Regions from separate parts of the Homo sapiens genome. Here regions 2, 3, 4, 5 and 6 are each linked to region 1. A link is a contact called in ENCODE Hi-C or POLR2A ChIA-PET data. All regions are on one chromosome and are shown on one strand. Each heading gives the region's core, a stretch centred on a gene start or an enhancer-like site at or near the end of the contact. The rest is flanking DNA. Distances are from core to core; before and after follow the strand shown. Region 1 holds the start of RPS23 (ribosomal protein S23). Region 2 holds the start of JMY (junction mediating and regulatory protein, p53 cofactor). Region 3 holds the start of ARSB (arylsulfatase B). Region 4 holds the start of TBCA (tubulin folding cofactor A). Region 5 overlaps MIR4280HG (MIR4280 host gene). Region 6 holds the start of AP3B1 (adaptor related protein complex 3 subunit beta 1).

The links. A loop is a pair of places that touch in the nucleus more often than their neighbours do. ChIA-PET counts read pairs that join two places held with the same protein, here RNA polymerase II (POLR2A). Pooled maps may share reads with other maps.
Region 2: a loop to region 1 is called in a map of CD8-positive, alpha-beta T cell, with 8 times the contacts of the local background. The contact joins the promoter of JMY here to the promoter of RPS23 in region 1. A Hi-C loop is called at or near these places in 3 of 168 maps with a recorded cell type or tissue (CD8-positive, alpha-beta T cell and naive thymus-derived CD4-positive, alpha-beta T cell), 2 of 37 single-sample maps with no recorded cell type and 9 of 50 pooled maps. POLR2A ChIA-PET finds 5 or more read pairs at or near these places in 1 of 52 experiments (activated naive CD4-positive, alpha-beta T cell).
Region 3: a loop to region 1 is called in a map of CD8-positive, alpha-beta T cell, with 10 times the contacts of the local background. The contact joins the promoter of ARSB here to the promoter of RPS23 in region 1. A Hi-C loop is called at or near these places in 2 of 168 maps with a recorded cell type or tissue (CD8-positive, alpha-beta T cell and naive thymus-derived CD4-positive, alpha-beta T cell) and 7 of 50 pooled maps.
Region 4: a loop to region 1 is called in a map of CD8-positive, alpha-beta T cell, with 23 times the contacts of the local background. The contact joins the promoter of TBCA here to the promoter of RPS23 in region 1. A Hi-C loop is called at or near these places in 2 of 168 maps with a recorded cell type or tissue (CD4-positive, alpha-beta T cell and CD8-positive, alpha-beta T cell) and 9 of 50 pooled maps. POLR2A ChIA-PET finds 5 or more read pairs at or near these places in 1 of 52 experiments (activated CD4-positive, alpha-beta T cell).
Region 5: a pooled map shows a loop between it and region 1 (11-fold over the local background). The contact joins the enhancer-like site here to the promoter of RPS23 in region 1. A Hi-C loop is called at or near these places in 4 of 50 pooled maps. POLR2A ChIA-PET finds 5 or more read pairs at or near these places in 2 of 52 experiments (HEK293 and activated B cell).
Region 6: a loop to region 1 is called in a map of CD4-positive, alpha-beta T cell, with 10 times the contacts of the local background. The contact joins the promoter of AP3B1 here to the promoter of RPS23 in region 1. A Hi-C loop is called at or near these places in 2 of 168 maps with a recorded cell type or tissue (CD4-positive, alpha-beta T cell and CD8-positive, alpha-beta T cell) and 5 of 50 pooled maps.

Annotation. Positions count from the first base shown.
Region 1 is chr5:82,276,807-82,279,813 of GRCh38, forward strand. RPS23 (ribosomal protein S23) reads right to left here and starts at 1,548. Exons shown (of 4, transcript NM_001025.5): 1 at 1,514-1,548; 2 at 887-1,046. The coding sequence starts at 1,517. It also overlaps the pseudogene ATP6AP1L. RefSeq lists an enhancer at 1,539-1,868.
Region 2 is chr5:79,233,911-79,237,430 of GRCh38, forward strand. JMY (junction mediating and regulatory protein, p53 cofactor) reads left to right here and starts at 2,221. Exons shown (of 11, transcript NM_152405.5): 1 at 2,221-3,520. The coding sequence starts at 2,741. LOC124901011 (a long non-coding RNA gene) reads right to left here and starts at 2,113. Exons shown (of 2, transcript XR_007058836.1): 1 at 1,901-2,113. RefSeq lists silencers at 2,123-2,172, 2,213-2,262, 2,293-2,732, 2,903-3,172, 3,456-3,520 and enhancers at 2,675-3,311, 3,363-3,520.
Region 3 is chr5:78,983,463-78,986,596 of GRCh38, forward strand. It overlaps ARSB (arylsulfatase B), which reads right to left and starts at 1,848. Exons shown (of 8, transcript NM_000046.5): 1 at 1,475-1,848. The coding sequence starts at 1,786. RefSeq lists a silencer at 1,171-2,030.
Region 4 is chr5:77,774,677-77,778,073 of GRCh38, forward strand. TBCA (tubulin folding cofactor A) reads right to left here and starts at 1,663. Exons shown (of 4, transcript NM_004607.3): 1 at 1,529-1,663. The coding sequence starts at 1,581. RefSeq lists an enhancer at 1-242 and silencers at 1,260-1,429, 1,550-1,809.
Region 5 is chr5:87,080,133-87,083,384 of GRCh38, forward strand. The region is part of intron 1 of MIR4280HG (MIR4280 host gene); the gene reads right to left. Among named protein-coding and RNA genes, the nearest start is that of MIR4280, 33 kb to the right of the region's middle. Within about 2 kb of position 1,544, at least 9 of the 41 ENCODE cell types and tissues checked have a DNase peak (open chromatin) inside an H3K27ac peak, as active enhancers do.
Region 6 is chr5:78,293,315-78,296,821 of GRCh38, forward strand. AP3B1 (adaptor related protein complex 3 subunit beta 1) reads right to left here and starts at 1,384. Exons shown (of 27, transcript NM_003664.5): 1 at 1,138-1,384. The coding sequence starts at 1,265. RefSeq lists enhancers at 1,647-2,220, 2,595-2,644.

The DNA.
Region 1 (3,007 bases), core at 298-2,797:
GTCAAGATGGCCAGCCTGTGTGACAAGGGACCCTATCTCAAAAAAAAAAAAAGAAAAAAGAAAAAAGGTATCTGAGGTAAGAATTAGAAAGTCTGGGCCGGACACAGTGGCTCACGCCTGTAATTCCAGCACTTTCGGAGGCCGAAGCAGGCATTATCACCTGAGGTCAGGAGTTTGAGACTAGCCTGGTCAACATGGTGAAACCCCATCACTACTGAAAATACAAAATATTAGCTGGTGTGGTAGTGGGCGCCTGTAATCCCAGCTACCTGGGAGGCTGAGGCAGGAGAAATGCTTGAACCTGGGAGGCTAAGGTTGCAGGGAGTCTTGCGCTACTGCACACCAGCCTGGGTGACAGAGCTAGACTGTCTCAAAAAAAAAAAAAAAAAAAAAAAAAGTCTGGGTTAAAATGGCTCTACCATCAAATATGATAGAACTATATGAAATTATTATTTTAAAAAGTCAAAACCAGTCAAATACTGGCAGTTTCATGTCTCAATCTTAGGTGTATGACCTCAATTAATTCTGATGCAAGTCACTTCTCTTCACCTTAGTTTTATCAAGTCGATAAAGTTCAATAGCTGACACGTGCCATTTACTTATAACAACTCCCACAGTAAAGGTGTTTGTGTCCTTTACTTCATCATTGCTAGTATCTTCTCCAATTCCTTCCAGGCCAACGTTAAATTAAAACCTTAACTACCTAATTCCCAAAAACTAATTTTACCAACTTTTAAATAGAACAAACGCTTTGCAATTTTACCCCACAATGCCCAAATGAATACTACTACACAAAAACCTGCAATTACTTTCAAAACAAGAATTCGTAAGTTCATGTCTCGAATTCCTATAATAAACTAAAACTTGACGGGAGCAATGGACTTACACTTTTTCCAGCACGATTCCTTTTGCATGAGAAGCACCTCCAAAAGGGTTGGCCTTTAGGGCTGTGCCCAAATGAGCTTTCTTATACTGTTTATCATGCCACTTCTGGTCTCGTCGGTGACTACGGAGCTTCCTAGCAGTACGAAGTCCACGACACTTGCCTAAAAATTAAATATTTTAGTTCTTCCGTAAAAACACGCCATCTACGTGTTTCCCATCTTCTAAGACACTCGCCTCACCTGGAATAAACCCTTAAGCCGATTGGCTCTCGTACTATTTATTGGCCTGTGGGCCAAACATTTGGCCTTCAAGTTGCCCTGAACCGACTAATAAACGTTCGAAGAGGGCTCCGGAGAATGTGTTCTCCCGAAGGACGAGGCCCCGCTCGAATGCCCGGGAGGAAGCGCTGGCCTCCCTGCGTCCCTCGGTACCCCGACCTCGGCGGCCTCCACGCCTCATGGGCCCCTTCCGCGCCGGACCACGTGCCTCCTGGAGCGGCGCTTCCCCGGCCCTCCCCCATGGAGCCTCTCCATGGCATCCCCCGCCCTACTCTATTCGCATCCGCCCGCCCGTCCCCAAGACCCCAAGTCCCGCTTGCAGCGCCCTTAAACCGGCCACAACAGCTCACCCATCCTGTCGGCGCCACGGGCCTGAGCGAAAGAGAGAAGCACCGCAGGAAGGAGCCACAAGCCACCGCGAGCAAGCCCCGCCCAGCCAAGGACCCCGCGCCGCTGTCTGCGCCGCGCCTGACCCGAGGCTGGGGTCTCTCCTTTGAAAACGACGCGTTTGCATCACTTTCCTGAGCCAGAATCTGCGTCTTATTTAATTTGCAAGAAATTCAGAGATATCTAATTTGCATGGTTTTTTTTCCCCCTTTTTCTTTTGAATGCTGGAGACCGGAGGAACATGGACTACCAATCCCAGAATGCGTTTTATGGGACCCGCTCACCGCGCAGGCGCTCTTGCCCAAGCCACTGAGAGCGGGACGCGGGGCTAGGTCAGAGTAGGAAGGAGTCGCTGAGCTGAATCTTTGTGGAGTGGAGTGGGGCGAGAGTCCTCCGAGTAGTCTGGAAAATTAGACTTCTGAGCCTTAATTCATACTTATAAGCAGCTAGTAAATTGTAAAATATAGTGAAGCAATGTAGTGTAGTAACTAAAACCCCAAGCTTTGGAGCCAGATTGGGCCTTTAACCCTAAAGTTGCCGTTTATTTTGACTGGCGAGTCATTTACTTATAGATTTATTTATTTTTATTTTTATTTTTTTCTGAGACAGGGTCTCACTCTGTCTTCTAGGCTGTTGTGCAGTGGTGCGATCTTGGCTCACTACAACCTCCGCCTCCCGGGTTCAAGCGATTGTCCCACCTCAGCCTCCTGAGTAGCTGGGATTACAGGCTTCCACCATCACGCCTGGCTGATGTTTGTATTTTCAGTAGAGAGGGGGTTTCACCATGTTGGCCAGGCTGGTGTCGATCTCCTGACCTCGAGTGATCCGCCCGCCTCGGCCTCCCAATGTGCTGGGATTACAGGCGTGAGCCACCGCGCCTGGCCATTTAATTAACTCTTTAATACTGTTTCTCCTGTAAGATGAACTAGCTGTGAGAGGTTTCTGGGATATTGGTTCACTCAGCAAGGATGTTTAAAAATGCCTTCTATGTGCCAGACGCTGTTGTAGGTACCGGGAATATGGCGGTTAAATTAAGAGGGTGAAGGTTTCTGCTCTGATACAGTTTATATTCTAAATGTGAGAGGACAGACCAGTTAGATAGATGTAAATTAAATAATTAAATAGATGATTTTTACATACTGTAGAGCTATAGAGAAAATATAGCTGGATGGGTGATAGTGACTTGGGGATGGGGGTGGCTACTCTGGATAGGGTAGTTTAAGGTGACATCTCTGTGCAGATGTAGAATGGGCTAGTGCTTTCTAAGAACTGAAAGATCAGTGAAGAAGGGGAGCATAGTGACTGAGGAGTAGTGTGGCATTAGATGGGGTCTGAGAGTTACACAGGAACATGTGGAGCCTGTAGGCCATGGTAAAGCCTTTTTCTACTCTTCTGGTGATTTAAAGCCATTGTAAAGTTTTGAGCTTGGGAGTAGGTAGCAAAATAAGATTTATATT
Region 2 (3,520 bases), core at 971-3,470, 3.0 Mb before region 1:
TTTGGTAGAGACGGGGTTTCACCATGTTAGCCAGGCTAGTCTCGAACTTCTGACTTTGCGATCTGCCCACCTTAGCCTCCCAAAGTGCTGGGATTACAGGCGTGAGCCACCGCACCCGGACTATTTTTTTAAATAATAATTTTTTTCTTTTTCTTGTCCTCTACTCTGAAGAGAACTTGTAAACAAATTCTTTTAATACTCATTCTCTGTATTCACAATTATACATAATGGGATCATGTCAGTAATGCTTTATCAGAAAAACTAGCTTTTTGCAGTTGCTTTTTAGCAAAAAAGAAGAGAAAGTTTTCTACAATGTGCTATTGTTTGCTTAGCTGGTAATTCAAACCTTTTTTCTTTTTTCTTTTTTGAGGTGGAGTCTCTGTCCCCCAGGCTGGAGTGCGGTGGCATGATCTCAGATCACTGCAACCTTCGCCTCCCGGGTTCAAGCAATTCTCCTGCCTCAGCCTCCCAAGTAGCTGGGATTACAGGCACGTGCCACCACACCCGACTAATTTTGTATTTTTTATAGAGACGGGGTTTCACCATGTTGTCCAGGCTGGTCTTGAACTCCTGACCTCAAGTGATCTGCCCACCTCAGCCTCCCAAAGTGCTGGGATTACAGGCGTCAGCCACCATGCCCAGCCCCGTAATTCAGATTTGAAATGGGTTTTCTCTCTTTTTTGCCTTTCAGAACGTGTCTCTGACTTGCATTTGAGATTTGACACAAACTCAGTTACAAACTTTGAAAATTTGTGGTTTCAAATAATGAACTGTACAAAATGTTAAAAACCAGCTGGGCTCAGTGGCTCACGACTGTAATCCCAGCACTTTGAGAGGCCAAGGCGGTCGGATCACCTGAGGCCAGAAGTTCGAGACCAGCTTGGCCAACATGAAGAAACCCCGTCTCTAATAAAAATACAAAAATTAGTCGGGCTTGGTGGTGTGTGCCTGTAATCCCAGCTACTTGGGAGGCTGAGGCAGGAGAATCGCTTGAACCCGGGAGGCAGAGGCTGCAGTAAGCTGACATCGTGCCACTGTGCTCCAGCCTGGGCCACAGAGTGAGACTCTGTCTCAAAAAAAAAATTTTTTTTGGCTGTTTATTCAAATATCAGGACAATACTGAACCAAGTGTTGAAGCTTAGAGTTTAAGATGGACAATACTGAACTAAGTTTGAAGCTTAGCTAGTTCAGTACTGTTCTGTCATCTGAATAAACAGCTGTTTTTACTGAACCTAACAATACAAGGCTAATCCAAACGGTTTTGTATATACTTTAGAAATGTGAATAAATGTAAAAGAACTAATTTCCATTGTGCTTTACTATGGTGCACAACATCTGTGACTTGAATACTAATCGGAAAAAGAATGCCAATAATTATTATAAAGTCTACTAATTTTAAGAATGTGTTTCATCATAGTTTAGTAAGAATAGCAGAGATTGATATGACTGTTTTTGTATATGCATTCTGGGAACTCCCATAATTGAATACAACTTCAAAAGGGCTAAAGCCCAGTGACCTCAAAACGAGGTTCACAGAACAGTACATAATGATGAAACCTGAAGCAATAAAACACCAATGAACTGAAATGTAAACATTCATGCTGTTAGGACATGGCATTTTCATTTTTCATTTTGTTTTGGACTGTTACTGGGCTTTCCTCAGACACCTTCCTTTCATATATTAAACTCTGTCTTTCCAGAAAAGCTTCTGGAATTGTTTTTGTTTTTTGTTTTGGTCTCAAGGGCATTAGGGGAGAACCTAACAGGCTGGGGGCGAGCCCCACATAGTTCAGCACACCGTTCCCCGCGGCAACACGCTACTTCTGAACGCAGGAGCGACTCTCCGTCCGGGCTCCCTCCAGGAGAATGGAGGCAAATGTACATTCGAGGGTCTCAATACCTGGAATTCGAAACGTCTCAGTTCCTCCGCCTTAGTTCCTCTTTTCCCGGGTTCGGAGGCCACCTGTGCAGCAGGGCACACCTGCCACTCTCATCGCCCTCGGAGCCGGCAACCAGCCGACAGCCGGCTCCAGCCCCGGGGAACTGGAGGCTGCGCGGAAGGAAGGAGAGTCGGGAGCGCGGCCGCTCGCGGGCTGGCTCAGGGGACGCCGAGAGGAGGCGCCGGCGCGCGCGGGCGGGGTGCGCGCGCCGCCGCCGCCGCGTCACCAGCGTGCGGCACGTGCCCATGTTTACGTCCCTCGTGGAGCCGCCGACGTCAGCAGTCGAATGGCAACATTGTGGCGATGCTGAGGCGCAGAGTTTAGGAGACGGGTTCATCAGTCAGGCCGGCTCCGGGCTTTCTGCAGCAGCACCAGGGGCGGGGGCGGGGATCTTGACCTGGGCGAGCGACCGGGACGCATACAGCGCCGGCCTGACCCCGCGGGACCCGCGCCTCACCACCGGAGCGCCGCAGACGCAGCTCCACGGCCTCGCGCGGGGGGCGGCGGGCGGCCGCGAGGCGCTGCGGCAGCGCGGAGCTTGTAAACAGATCCGGCCGCAGGTGACCATGTGAACTACCTGCTCCCGGGACGCTTATTGTCCTTCTCTCGATCCGCGCCACAAAGGAGCTCGGCGGTCGGGGCGCGGAGGGACAGGCGAACGAGCCGGGAGAGCCGGCCGGCGCACTAAGATGGCTGAAGGCGCCCGGCGAGGGTGAGCGGGGGGCGCGGCGCAGCCAGCGGGGAGTCCTCGGGCGGGCCGGGCCGGCGGCCCTTCCCCGCGGCGAGAAGCCGGAGCCACCATGTCGTTCGCGCTGGAGGAGACGCTCGAGTCGGACTGGGTGGCTGTGCGGCCCCATGTGTTCGACGAGCGCGAGAAACACAAATTCGTCTTTATTGTGGCCTGGAACGAGATTGAGGGCAAGTTTGCCATAACCTGCCACAACCGGACGGCCCAGAGGCAGAGGAGCGGCTCCCGGGAGCAAGCGGGGGCGCGAGGGGGCGCCGAGGCCGGCGGAGCTGCGTCCGACGGGAGCCGCGGGCCCGGCAGCCCGGCGGGCAGGGGTCGGCCCGAGGCCACTGCCTCTGCAACTCTGGTTAGGAGCCCCGGGCCCCGGCGGAGCTCGGCCTGGGCGGAGGGCGGCTCTCCTCGGAGCACTCGCAGCCTTCTGGGGGACCCGCGGCTGCGGAGTCCTGGCAGCAAAGGGGCGGAGAGTCGTCTTAGGAGCCCAGTGCGGGCCAAACCCATCCCGGGTCAGAAAACATCTGAAGCCGACGATGCGGCGGGGGCAGCCGCTGCAGCAGCCCGGCCGGCGCCCAGAGAGGCCCAGGTGTCCTCTGTACGGATAGTGAGCGCCTCTGGGACGGTCTCCGAGGAGATAGAGGTGCTGGAAATGGTGAAGGAGGACGAGGCACCTCTGGCGCTCTCGGACGCGGAGCAGCCGCCGCCCGCCACCGAGCTGGAGTCTCCGGCCGAAGAGTGCAGCTGGGCCGGACTGTTTTCTTTCCAGGACCTGCGCGCCGTGCACCAGCAGCTGTGCTCGGTGAACTCGCAGTTGGAGCCGTGCCTGCCGGTGTTCCCC
Region 3 (3,134 bases), core at 598-3,097, 3.3 Mb before region 1:
CTCTTACTTCAAAGCAAATGCAGAACCCTTTGGGCAAACCTCACCTTTCCCTTCTTCTTCTTCTTTACTGGCACATCCCTTTACTCCCACAAAGTGTCCAGGGTGAGATTTACACAATGTAGGGGATTCCTAATTACACGTAGCAGCCAAGGTCAGAACCGCCAAAAGTACTAAGGTGGATGGTGAAGGGAAGCATCCTTTACTCCCATTTCTAACCTTGGCTACAGCTATTTCTCACCCTTAGCAACACCCAATCTTTCCTCTTTATAAAAGCCTTCAGACCACTGCGCATATCTTTATCACAAGTAAGCCCTCCCTTCTCTTGATCTTAGGACCACGTGAGGCTAGGGTTGATCTGACAGGTTATGCGAACACACACTTGGGAGGGCAACATTCAAATATATATCCCCTGTCAGTAGCACAGTAAGCTCAAAATATTTTTGTTGAGTAAACAGCATATGTACTCTGTGAAGGCATGCAGGTGGTATCCAACAGTTCCCATTTACTGTATTTAATATGGTCATAATAACTTCAGGGTCTTAGAAATATGACAATCGTATTCAGATTGAGGGGAAAAAAGGCCAATTTCATAAGCCCGGGACGACCAGTGGATGCAGGAAAAGCACAACGGACACTGCCTTGACCACTTTCTAGCTGTGCGATTCTTATGCCAACGAGCCTTTACAGGCTTCCTGCCTCGTCTGTAAAACGGGGTAAAAACAACTACCTCATGCACTGTTTCAATAATTCACTTTAAAAACAACAAAGTGCTATGCAAATGTTCTTGATATTCTTAGCCATCTAACATCTATGCACGCTCTACATTTATATTTCCTTCGTTAACTGTGGAGCCGTTCCTAAAGGGAAGCTTTTAAAGCGATAATGAAGATGCTCAGAAGAGTTCAATACAAGGTTACATGTGAAAGGAATGTCAGCAGCCTAAGAAAAATCAACCTAGCATCAGGTTTCATTCCAGGGGTGTTGAGAACCTGGAAAAAAATAATCTTTGGTGGGACACTCCTAACCTATCACCGCTGGGTTCCCACGGGCCAGGGTCGCACCCACGGCGAGCACCCCTTCATTTTACCTCTCCCCTCGTCTTTGCTCCCAGCCCACGCCCTCCCCAGCCTCCCACCTCAGGACCGCTCCGCCTGCCGGCCGCGGCGCCCAGCACCCGGCATTCCCATAAACCCCTTCGCCCGGAGCTTCAGAAAACGAAAGACAAAGCCACCCGCCCAACCCGGCGGCCGGGGCGCGGGTCCGCGGGGCGCCAGAGCCGGGCATGCGCAGAGGCCGCGGCGGGCTGCCGGCCTGGAAGAGCGAGGTTGGGGCGAGAAGCCGCCGGGACCCATAACTGGGTCGGCGGTCCGAGCCCCGCCTGCCAGCGCCCGCGGCCTCAAGGGCCGGGTAGGAGCGGCAGGGCGCCGGCGAAAGGCGGGGCGGGGGCGGCGCGGGCGGCGGGGGCGCCGCGTACCTGGTAGCGGCCAGTGAGCAGCTGGCTCCGCGACGGCGTGCACAGCGGCTGCGTGTAGTAGTTGTCCAGGAGCACCCCGCCGGCCGCCAGCGCGTCCAGGTGCGGCGTGCGGATGCGGGAGCCGTGGAAGCCGACGTCGTTCCAGCCTAGGTCGTCTGCCAGCAAGAAGACCAGGTGGGGCGGCCGGCTGGCCCCGGCGCCCGAGCCCGGCGGCGCCAACAACAGCAGCAGCAGCAGCGGGAGGACGACGGGGAGGAGCAGCCGCCGAGGTCCGGGGCCTCGGGGCAAGCTCGCCGCGCCGCGCGGACCCATCCTTGTCCGCCCGCGGTCCCAGCGCCTGTGGCGCCACCAGCCCCTTGTACCGCTGATAGAATGAGGAACTGGGCTGCCGGGGCCTGCTCCGCCCCGGCGCGGGACGGCACCCCCAGCGGGCCGTGGGCTTGCGAGGCCGGGCGCTCGGCCCCCGCCGCCTCCGACCCGGGCCCCCGGCTGCTGTGGCGGAGGAGGAGCCAGAGACGAACCCGCGGGCGCCCGCTGCCCGGCTTCTTGGAAACTCAGCTGACGCTTGGAGGGCACCAAGGCCCGTTATCTTCCCCGGCAATTAAATTTGCACTGTGGTTTCCTAAAAAAAAAAGATGTGTTCTTTAATAACGCTTCACAATTTACAAAGCATCTTCACAGCCCGCGTCTCCTGTAAAGCCTGCAACAACTCTGACAGTTAGACATTATAATTAGTGCCAATTTTTCATAAGAAAAAAGCTTATAAATGGTTAAACCTCTGACTCAGATCCTGAACCATGATGTCTAGCTAGCAAGTCATTTCTAGCACAAGAGCCCAGCCTGTGGCAGGTGGGAGGACGGTGAAAAGGCAGAGGTCTAAATAGCCTTTCACATTCATTTATGCGTAGTGTACACCCATGAAGCCGCTTCCTCCCCACTAGCAAACAGGAGGCCAAACACACAGTCTGATTGCACGGTGCCCTTTGGAAGGTGCGGTTACTTTCAAGTTGCCCTGGGAGGATTTGGAGTGTTGCGTGGTCATTGAATAAATAGCTCATTCGCTTGTCCGGATATGACCCCACTCAGAGCTGGCTCCCCCACTAAGCAGTGACACTAAGAAGCACACAGTATCTAGTTAGCCTGAAATATCTGAGTGGAAGGAAAAAATCCTTTAGTCACGTGCTTATTGAATTAGGAAGTTAGCCGTATGACCAGTAGATTCCCGTTGCCATCCAGACTTTCTGTCTACTCTGTCTGGAGATATTATAGTTGTTAACAGGTGTAGGGGAAAATTTTTGCATTGCCTAGAGACCATACCCTTCCAGGTTGAGTCTGATTCCGTGGAAGTTGTTTACAACTTTATAAGTTATAGATAAATAACAATGGAAAATAATTCTTATTTATATATACACAAATGAACTTTATCCAGCGGAGTAGCAATCCTTCCCCTCCACCACTACCAAGGAAAACAGTTTCACCTCCGCTTGCATATTTATTTTAGTATTCCTGATCTGTTCTTTGGATTGTCCTTTGAATTGGTTTTAACACCTTACCAATTTCCTTATTAATGAGTTAAATAAAATCATGTATTCACTTTTATATTTGTATGAGGGTCATGATTTTACCTTTTTTTCCCCAAGAATCCTTTAACACATGAAAT
Region 4 (3,397 bases), core at 413-2,912, 4.5 Mb before region 1:
TATAAAACCAAGCTGTAGCCTGACCACCTCGGGCACATGTCATCAGGACTTCCTGAGGCTGTCACAGGCATATCCTTAACCTTGGCAAAATAAACTTCTAAACTGATTGAGACCTGTCTCAGGTACTTTCTTGGTTTACAGGAATTTAAGCAAATTACAGGACTGCACTACCCATGAGTTTGTGAAAGGAAAAATAAATCTCAGGACCCCAAAATCACTAAGCCAAAAAGAAAAGTCAAGCTGGGAATTGCATCGAGCAAACCTGCCTCTCATTTTATTCCTGAATAAGATAGCTACAAAGATTAAAAAAAAAAAAAAAAAAGCTACATACCTCCCTGACAATTTGCCCCCAAGGAAATTCCTTGTGGGCCTCAAGACCTTCACTCTAAAACAGTTCTGTTGTATTTCACCCTGGCAATGTAAATTGATAGCTTATCTTCACAGGTATGGGACAAAGAACAGAACTCAAAGTCACCCCTCTACCCACCTGAGACAAATGCGTAACTGACTGCTTCCTCTGCCCTACTGTGTATGTAAAATCGCAGATTCATTTAGCCGACTAAGGCATAAGTGACTATTCTTCTATCCCTCTCTCACATGTAAATTGTGTATTAAGTGAAAAGCTGATCAAAGACTCAAAAGAATGCAACCATTTGTCTCTTATCTATGACCTGGATGCCCCCCAACCTTCTAGTTGTCCTGCCTTTCTGGAGGGAACCAAGGTACACCTTACCCATTGACTAATATCTGAGGTCTCCCTAAAACGTATTACACCAAGCTGTGCCCCAACCGCCTTGGGCACATGTCATCAGGACCTCCTGAGGCTGTGTCATGGGCACGTCCTTGGCAAAATAAACATTCCAAATTAAGACCTGTCTCAGATACTTCTGGTTCACAAGTTATTTAAACAGCATCTCACAGCCTCTGGGGCGAGCTTCGGGGAATCTGACTGGAGAAAGTGAGGCCACATAAGTTTGCTGAGTGTGCTAGAAGTTCAGGCCCAGTTCTCAAAGCCTGCCAGTCACGCCAGCCATGTTAGGTCACACGGCTCCACTACGGTCTTTTTTGACGAGGCCCAGATCCTCCGCATCCCCCTAAACTTCAGAGCCTGCTTTCAAGCCCATTTGAGAGCACAGCTGGGATCCCGCTTCCCCGGGCCAAGTTCAGCAAGGAGAGGCCGGCGCGCGCACACAGGAGGCACGGGATCAGGGCCCGGCCCGCCCTCGCAGGCCGCGGCCCACCACCTTCCCACCGCGGGCGCCGAGAAACCGGGCCACCGCCGACTCTTCCGGCAAATCAGAGCGGCCAGTGAGCGGAGAGGGACGGGAAGCGGCGTGCGAGGCTGGCGGGCTCGGGCGTCAGCGCGCCCCGCTGGGTCCCTGCCAGTCCCAGCCAACTGCGGAGCCCCGGGTGCGGCCTGGAGTTCGGAGCCCGCCTCGGGCCTCCTCGGGCCTGCGCTCCGCTCAGCCTCGCGGGCCGCCATGAGGTGACGAAGAGGAGGTGCAGGGCGCCGCTCCCGGCTCCTTACCGCTTCACCACGCCGGTCTTGATCTTGATCTGTCTCACGCGAGGATCGGCCATGGTCCCTCGAGCGCCGCGAGAAGGAGGGGCGGAGAGCCGGGGTAACCGTGGAGGGCGACGCGCAGAGGCTGCGGCTATTTAGGCGTGGTCGCCGGCGCGCATGCGCAGGCTGCGCGGCCCGTCGTCCCCGCCACGCCCCGCGGGGCGGGTTTACTAGAGGGCGGTACCCTGCTCCCGCCAGTCCCTTTACCCCTCGTGCGCCCCTTTACCCGTAGTGAAACGTGCCCTCCTCCTCTCTCTCGGACTGCCCCTCTTTTTACTTCAGGCGCAAGTTACACTATCCCGGTCTCCACAGCCTGGGCCTTTGGGGAAACTAACGTCTCTCTGGGACGTTGCTTTGCGGGATTATCTGCTTAATGGACGGAGTGACCTAAAAAATGTATTAAGGGTATTTTCGATGTCGTTATCTGGTGTCAGATGAGGCAGAGTGATGCATGTGTAGTGAAACAAACTGCCATCATGCACGCAGTCAAGAAAATCCTTGCCCTTTACCTCAAATCCCTGCAAGAAGGTTTGTAGATAACGTGCCTTTCAAAGGAAATGACTAACAGAACTTCTTCAGATGATCACTTATAGTGTATCCTAAATATTTAACTTACAAGAATGTGTGTCGCACACAAAACCTTGGGCTTCCTAATCAGACAAACCGGCTTACAATCGAGGTTCCACCCTTTAATAGCTAGACTATTAGCTAGACAACACTGATACGTATGCTGTTTAGCCTTGCAGCTGATCAGTCTGCAAAATGGAAATAATAATGTCCATTTTACAGATTAGGTATAAGGGTTAAAACACCTAGCTCATTGTCTGACGCATGGTAGATGCTGAACAACATTTGACTATTTTATATGTTCAAAAATATATTTGTTGCATAAAATGAGGCACATCTACAGTGAGCTCTAGCAGTCCCTTCCTAAGAGAATCTCCTGAGGAATACAGGGCAGAATCGCCCTTTTTAAAATTGCTTTTCTTTTTCTTTTTCTTTTTTTTTTTTTTGAGACAGATTCTCACTCTGTCGTGCAGTGGCTTGATCTCGGCTCACTGCAACCTCCGCCTCCTGGGTTCAAGTGATTCTCCTGCCTCAGCCCCTAGAGTAGCTGGAATTATAGGCGCGTTCCACTATGCCTGGCTAATTTTTTTTTTTTTTTTTTTTTGTATTTTTAGTAGAAACGGGGTTTCACCACGTTGGCCAGGCTGGCTAGAACTCCTGACCTCAGGTGAGGCCCACCTCACCCTCCAAAAGTGCTGGGATTACAGTCATGAGCCACCGAGCCCACCCCCTTTTTAAAATTTCTTGGTACCATCCTTCAAAGACACCCATATGACTGTCTTTTTCCTTCCCTAGCCTGACTTACTCATTCTCACTTTCATGACTGGTCCTGGAATCCCCTTCTATCCCGCCAGCCCAAGGCCGTTACTTTAAATCCAGGATCAAAACTGAGCAAAGTCTACTATGACTCACCCCACCTGTTCAATCTTCCCTGGATGCTTTGGAGTCACCCAGTAGTCATCATTATTTTTAGTATATTTCTTTTTCAAATTATTGTTTGGTCCTTCGTAAGGGTTTTGTTCAGCTTCGTAGTTATAAATCCTGGTTCATAAACATGTTTAGAGGCAAGATTCTTGTCTTCCATAAATCTTCCTTCCCCAACCTCCTCCACCTGTGTTTTGTGCACAATGGGCACAGAATTCAATAAATATTTTTATTCTGCTGGCTGGTATACTGATGTGCAATTCCAAGTCACACAGCAGCGCTGTGAAATACTGGAGGGAGGGGTAGATAAAACACAACAGCAAACTTACCAAAGCAAAATGA
Region 5 (3,252 bases), core at 294-2,793, 4.8 Mb after region 1:
CCGCCTGGGCGACAGAATGAAACTCCATCTCAAAAAAAAAAAAAAAAAAAAAGAAAACATTTAAGCTATTGTGCAAACCAGCACAGAAATAGAATTCTACAAAGTGAAAGGAATGAGCACATAGTTAATCAATAAAGGTGATGAGTTCTGCAAAACATAGAGTAGAGCTTCAGTACTAATATTTCAGGTTTGACAATAGCTAGTAACAATGTGGTCTCCACTGGAATACACAAATTAACTTTTTTAGTATTGTAGAGTGTATCACAATGTTTATGTTTGGAAAGTGCCTGAGTTCAAATCCTGGCTTCTCTACTCATTACTTTAAAGACAAGAAATTTATGTAATTGCTCTCTGTTTTCATCTGTGAAATGGAGGAAATATTATTATCTGCCTCATCTAGTTATTTTTAGGATTAAGATACTATTTGTGAATCACTTAGCACATTGACTGGCCCATAGCAGGAGCTTATTAAGTACAGTATAATTGCTATTAGGAGAATTTTTTTCTTCCCTGCCTAAATAAGGACTACTGGCAAATACCCAATTAATATTATTTCTGAAATGTAAATGATATGTATAGTAATATGTCCTTTGATTACTGGATTGCCAGTCACTGATATTTTGAGGTTCTTTCTAATTTCCTCTTTCAATCCCTTAGAAAGACTTTTTAGGCCTTATAGAGATTTAACATTTCCTTCAAACCATGAGTTGTTTGGCTATAATATATTCTACAAGTTTAACTGAGCACCTGCCATATTCCAGGAACTAAAGCAGTAATATTGCTTTACATATAATTTTTCTACATGTACCAAAACAACAAATTCCTTGGTAATAACCAAAAAGTTAATTTAAAATTAAAATGAATGGTTTAAAGAATGCAACTAAAAACTATAAAACTTTGTAAGACATTATTATCTCTTTCATTGTCAAGACACAAATTTACCTATTTAGATTTCTTTTAATAATATGTATGGAATTTCAGGTTATAACATCATAGCACCAACAAATAGATTATTACAGTGATATGTGTCTTAAGCAGTAAGACTGTATTGCATCAAGGAATTTCGCATATGTGGAAATATAAGCCACATAGGTCCATAATTTAAGAAATATCGAGACATTTATCAGTGCTTCCTTTCACCAGTATGACATTGTGCTATTGTTTGCATGTAAAATTATCAGCCACTAACAGTTTGAAAAACCCTTTCAGTTGTATCCAACAAAGAATTCCGTTGGAAAAGAAATGACATGCAAAGAATGTTCAGTATATATTGGATAGTAAGATGTAGGAATGAGAAAGTGTGGAAATGCATGAACTGTGATATATTTCCTTATTTATTCCTGTCACTTAAATTCCCCAACTATTCTCTCAAACTTAATAACAAAACATATCCTGACCTTTAACAACTTTCAAGGCTGAAATGTTAACCAACATTTTGCAAAATTCTTTAAACACTTCCTCTGGAAAACACACAGCTCAAAGTGCTAAAATTGTCTTCTATAATAACCACAACAGGATCGTAACAAACCTGCTTTTAAAAACCAAATAAAGTCTTCCGTGGGGGCGGTTCACCACTTCCCCTTTTTCAACATGCAGGAACTAATTTAGCTGAGAAGATAAAAGCAAGAGCTGCCTACATATGTACAAGGAAACTAGATCCTAGAACATAAAATTCCTCAGGGGCAGGGTGGTCTGGGCAGTTTTCAGTAAAAAGAGCTTTCTCTGACTTAGAATGTCACAAATGGAAGGAAAGGAGTCAGAAACATGTATGTATTTGCATTGAAGCAGACAGAAGAAGGGACAGAGGCACCCAAAACTACTTTCAGTTGTAACTATTTATGTGTTTTCCAATTATGTAATTTTATGCCCATTTTCAATTTAATGTCAATATAAAGATACTTAAGAATTCAAGACTAAGATGAAAGGCTACTCTCAAACCACCACAGTATCAGAAAAGTAAAGAGCCTAGAGTTTCTGTCAGAGGACCATACCCTCCCCTCCTTTCATAGGAAGAACTCATGAAATACTATCTCTTCCATAAACCCTTCACTCTTTCAGAAAGGTAGTCATTTATTACCATCCTAGGAGGTCTAAACATGCATGTAGGATGTGGTCTTCTCACCAGAAATCCCATAAAGTACATTCAGTTTGTTACTCATGTATAACTTCCCAACTTCATTTTTGTACTTATTCAACTTACTGGTTATCTACTTGATTATACGTCTGTGGGATATATTCAATGGACTCTGGTATATTATAAACTGCAAGAGTATAGGGCACAAGCCTCATTAGCTCAACATGTATATTTGCTAACAGTATCTTCATGTAATAAATGTTCTGTAGTTTTTAATATAATGACAAGAATAGAGGGATATACAAATACATAAAGGGTAGACTCTGGCCATCCATCCATCGCTCTTACTGAGAGGTTTTATGAGATTATCACCCAACAGCATGTGTCCCATCAGTTTTTCTATAGACTTTAAAAATTTTTTTTGCAAATATATGAGAGTCAAAAGCAATAAGTACTATTATCCTTTAAATACAAGAAAAAAATGTGCTCAAAATGTGTCTTCATTAGTGATGCTTACATGTTTGAATACTATTTGGTGACATTATTTACTCCTCTATTACTGTCACACAAATTATTTTTGAAAGGTGAAATTTAAGTACCAAATTAGGAGAAAATGTACATGCAAAATTTGATCATGTGAGAACATACATGCCTAGGCAGAAATAGGAAGTCAATTATGTATATAGTATGAATTTTCCCCTTTCTTAAAATTCCATATATATTCAGAACCCATGACTTCTTATTGACATATCAATGTAATATATCATCATATTTTCCTTCTATCTTCTTCATAAAATTTTTTCTGTACTGGATTCCATTGTATCAAATCATTGGGTTTTTTATCTATATATTTAATTTCCTCAGTACTCACTCTATAGAAATACATTTGTCTTTTAATTGGTGTTTTAGGGCATAATTTCTTAACCCAAGAAATTCTGGAATCTTTCAAACTGTGTCAGCTTTCTGTTACTGATATATCTATTTGGCTTTAGATATGAGTGTATGGCTTGCCTAAGTATTTTTGTACAGGTAAAAAAAGTGAAGAAAAAAAACACAATCAATTGGTTGTTTTATGCAGCTAAACAGCCACTTCAACTCTCCCATTCTGATAAAGGGGGTCATAAATTGTGACCCTCCACAATTTAAAACATGACAAAATCAGACTATTTTATTTGGTC
Region 6 (3,507 bases), core at 134-2,633, 4.0 Mb before region 1:
GCTCCGTACTTGTTCTAGAACAATGGATCATCAAATGCATATAATGAAAAATGAAATCAGTTACCTTACTTTTAAACTTTTCTAACCTTGGGAAAAAGGAAAAGATTGTATCTTACATGCTATATATATGATTTTGATCCTCAATACAGCCAAAATGTAATCCCAATTTGAAGTAGTAGCACTTTCTAGACTACCCAATATTGTTAGTAACGTTTAATTTAAATTTTAATTATACCCTCTAACAGATCTGCAAAGCTACTAGCACAGCTATTCTACCTTAATTTAGCATGAATTTAGTGACAGACTATTATGTGACCCTATTGCTTAGTAATGAAAGATTTAAAATAAGAGAAATGTAAAAATGATAATTCTGGTAAATGTAACCACTACCACCAACCCACCCCCCAAAACAAACAACTTGGGATTTCTTTCCATTTCTCGGTGATACTTTTTACAAAACTAAGTGTACCTTGTTTAACATTCGTTTTTAAAATTCACATTATTAATCTGTAAAAGTTTTGGATTTGTTCACAGTAACACTCTTTTAAAATATTTTCTATTCATATGCTTATTTTGGATTGGTGTTTTTGTCTGTAGTGCAAAGGACATAATCCAAGAACATTAATACTGGTGTAAACCAGTTTGTCCATTCAAACAGCCTAAATCCACCTCTCTGCTCCTACACTCCGGGGTCACAAAATAACTTCCCACAAGCAACACTCGCACTCTCACCTTCACCAAAACACTCCTTTCACCCTAATCAGGGAATGTATTAAAGTCTGATCCGGCGAACGGTAAATAAACTAGAAGACGATGCTCAAAATTCAGACTCCTGAGCCCAGCCCAAGTCCAATTCAATCAGTGTCTTCAGGGGTGGGATCTAAGCTCACCAAGTGGTTTCCTTTTCACTAAAGTTTGAAAACTACTAGAGACCCCTACACACATTCGCCCCAAACTCCCACAACTCCCACCACCGCCAACCAACCCCACCTACCCACCCGCGGGACACGTTACCGCCCTGCCCTGCTCAGACCTCAGGGCGACCCCGCTCCTCTCCAGGAAGCCCACCCTGGCGCCCACTCCTCCGAGTCCGCAGCTCCTCCCTCCCATCCCCGCAACCCAAACCTTTCTCCTCACTTCTTCAAATCGCTGCTAAAGAGGCCGAAGGCCCCCGAGGGGGAAATGGTTGAGGTCGCCTCCTGACCCAGCTCCGTCGCCTCCCCTCCTCCGGACTGCTCATTGTAAGGAAAACTATTGCTGGACATTGCCGCGGTGCTGGCGGGTGCGGGGTTGGTCCTGCCGGGGGTTCTCTCCAAAAGGTTCCAGTCCAGAGGGCACGGAACAAAACTAGTTCTCGTACGGAGGAGCGCGCGCAGGCGCTTCCGGACTCGTCACGGCTCCCTGAGCCGACCTGGCAGTCCACCCCCTGCGCATGCGCAGTGTGCAGGCCTGCTAGATTACCACCCGGGCCATCCAGGCCTGCGCGGACTTTCCTGCTCCGGGCTTTAGAGGTAGCTGAGCGGCTGCGAGCCGGACTGCGGAAGGGGAGGCAGCGGGTGGCTAACTGCCCGGCTCCCGGCCCGTTTGAGGTGTGTCTTTGGAGAAGGATACCCATTGCATCCGTTTTGATCCGTTAAGGAGTTTCCAGAGCCCGGACAGCTCTTTGCTATACTTCAGTAAAGCAATAGTTTTCAGATTTCTCCGGAAATGCCATTTAGCACGCCAGATCACCTTTCCTAAACCCATCACGATCGCTTTTCCTTTTCTTGCTTGTTTCGGCTACTCTCTTCCATCCGGCTTTGCCTTACTTTCATATCGGTCCCAAACAACTTTTCTCCTAGACTTTAAGGAGGCCTCTCCCAACGATGGTTTGGAGGATCCGCACAGAAGCGACCATTCCATCTTTTCAATGAAAGTCTTGGGGGCAGACCGGGCGCGGTGGCTCACGCCAGTAATTCCAGCACTTTGGGAGGCCGAGGCGGGTGGATCACTTGAGGCCAGGAGTTCGAGACCAGCCTAGGCAACATAGCGAGACCCTTTCTCTGCAAAAAATATAAAAATTAGCCGGCGTGGTGGCGCGTGTCTGTGGTCCCAGCTACTGAGGCTGAGGTGGGAGGATCACTCGAACCCAGAAGGAGGGGGTAGCGATGAGTTGAGATCTCTCCACTGCATTCCAGCCTGGGCGACAGAGCGAGACCCTGTCTCAAAAAAATGAAAAAGAAAAGAAAACATCTTGGGGCCACCAGTTCCCGTTTGGAGCTGAAGTGGTGCGTCCTATTGGCGTCTAGCTACCAAAAATAAAATGGACCACCTCGCGCGCCAGTCGTGTTACTCACTAATATGCACTAGGGAGCCTAGGCGGGATGCTTGCCTGGCCCCAGAGTAGCTCTCTCCGGGTGCTGGCACCCGAGAAAACCTCTTTCCCGGGGTGCCTTCCCCCAGCCCGCCTTCTCAGGTGGGTTTCAGCGCCTTCCCTCTCTTCTCCCCAGTGCCTCCCGTCCAAGGAAGGCATTAACACCCAAAGCCCTGGCGGCCAGGTACTGAAACTGTCAAGGGATTCTACCAGGTAGAACGCGAACCTGGAGGCCGGCCGCCCCAGGGAAGGCGGTGGGGCGTTTTCAAGGATGAGAGTATGATCTCCAAATTTCAAAAGGTCACACTGTCACTGTGGAAGCACGCAAGAGCGTGGCTCTGGGTGGGAGAGGAAGGGACGTCCTCCAAACTTGATCGTCTGGTCAAATATTGGCAGGTTTTTAATTCAGCTGTTAGAATACTCCTCCGGAGAGCCAATGATGAGCACCTAAAATGTGTTATTTGTCAGTATTAATTAATAGAATTTCACCTACAACTGACTATTGATGATGAGGATGAGGATGATCATAGATAACTATATATTATTATATAATCCTTAATATATACCAGGATATAAGTAGTTTTATATATATTAAAACTTCTAAGTAGTTTTATATATATAAATAGTTAAAGTAGTTAACTTTTAATATAAAAAAATTTATTTTAAGTTAAAATAAATACTTTTAAGTTAAAATAGTTAACTTTTAATATATATTAAAAGTTCTAAGTAGTTTTATATATATTAATAGTAAAAAGAGCTAGGCTTTGATTACTTTATTTGTAAAATGAGAACATTGATATACACATAGCCTGGAAAATCTCGGACACATACCTGATTACAGAATTTCTTGGTTTTAGAGCATGTACACTTTTACCAGATATCCTAAATTTTTTTCCAGCATACTTTTAGCAGTGGATAATCTTCTTTCTTCACATTCTCACAAACGTTTAGCTTTCTAAAAATGTTTAATTGTCATCAATATGATACAAATGAATATTATTTGTATTGTAATTAATTTTCATTCTCATGGCCATAATGAACTTGAGAATATTTTATGTGATTGTTACTCCATTTGCATTTTATTTCCTGGGAATTGCACATGAACCTATTTATCCACTTTTACACTGAGTAGTTTTTCTGATGGACTTGAAGAG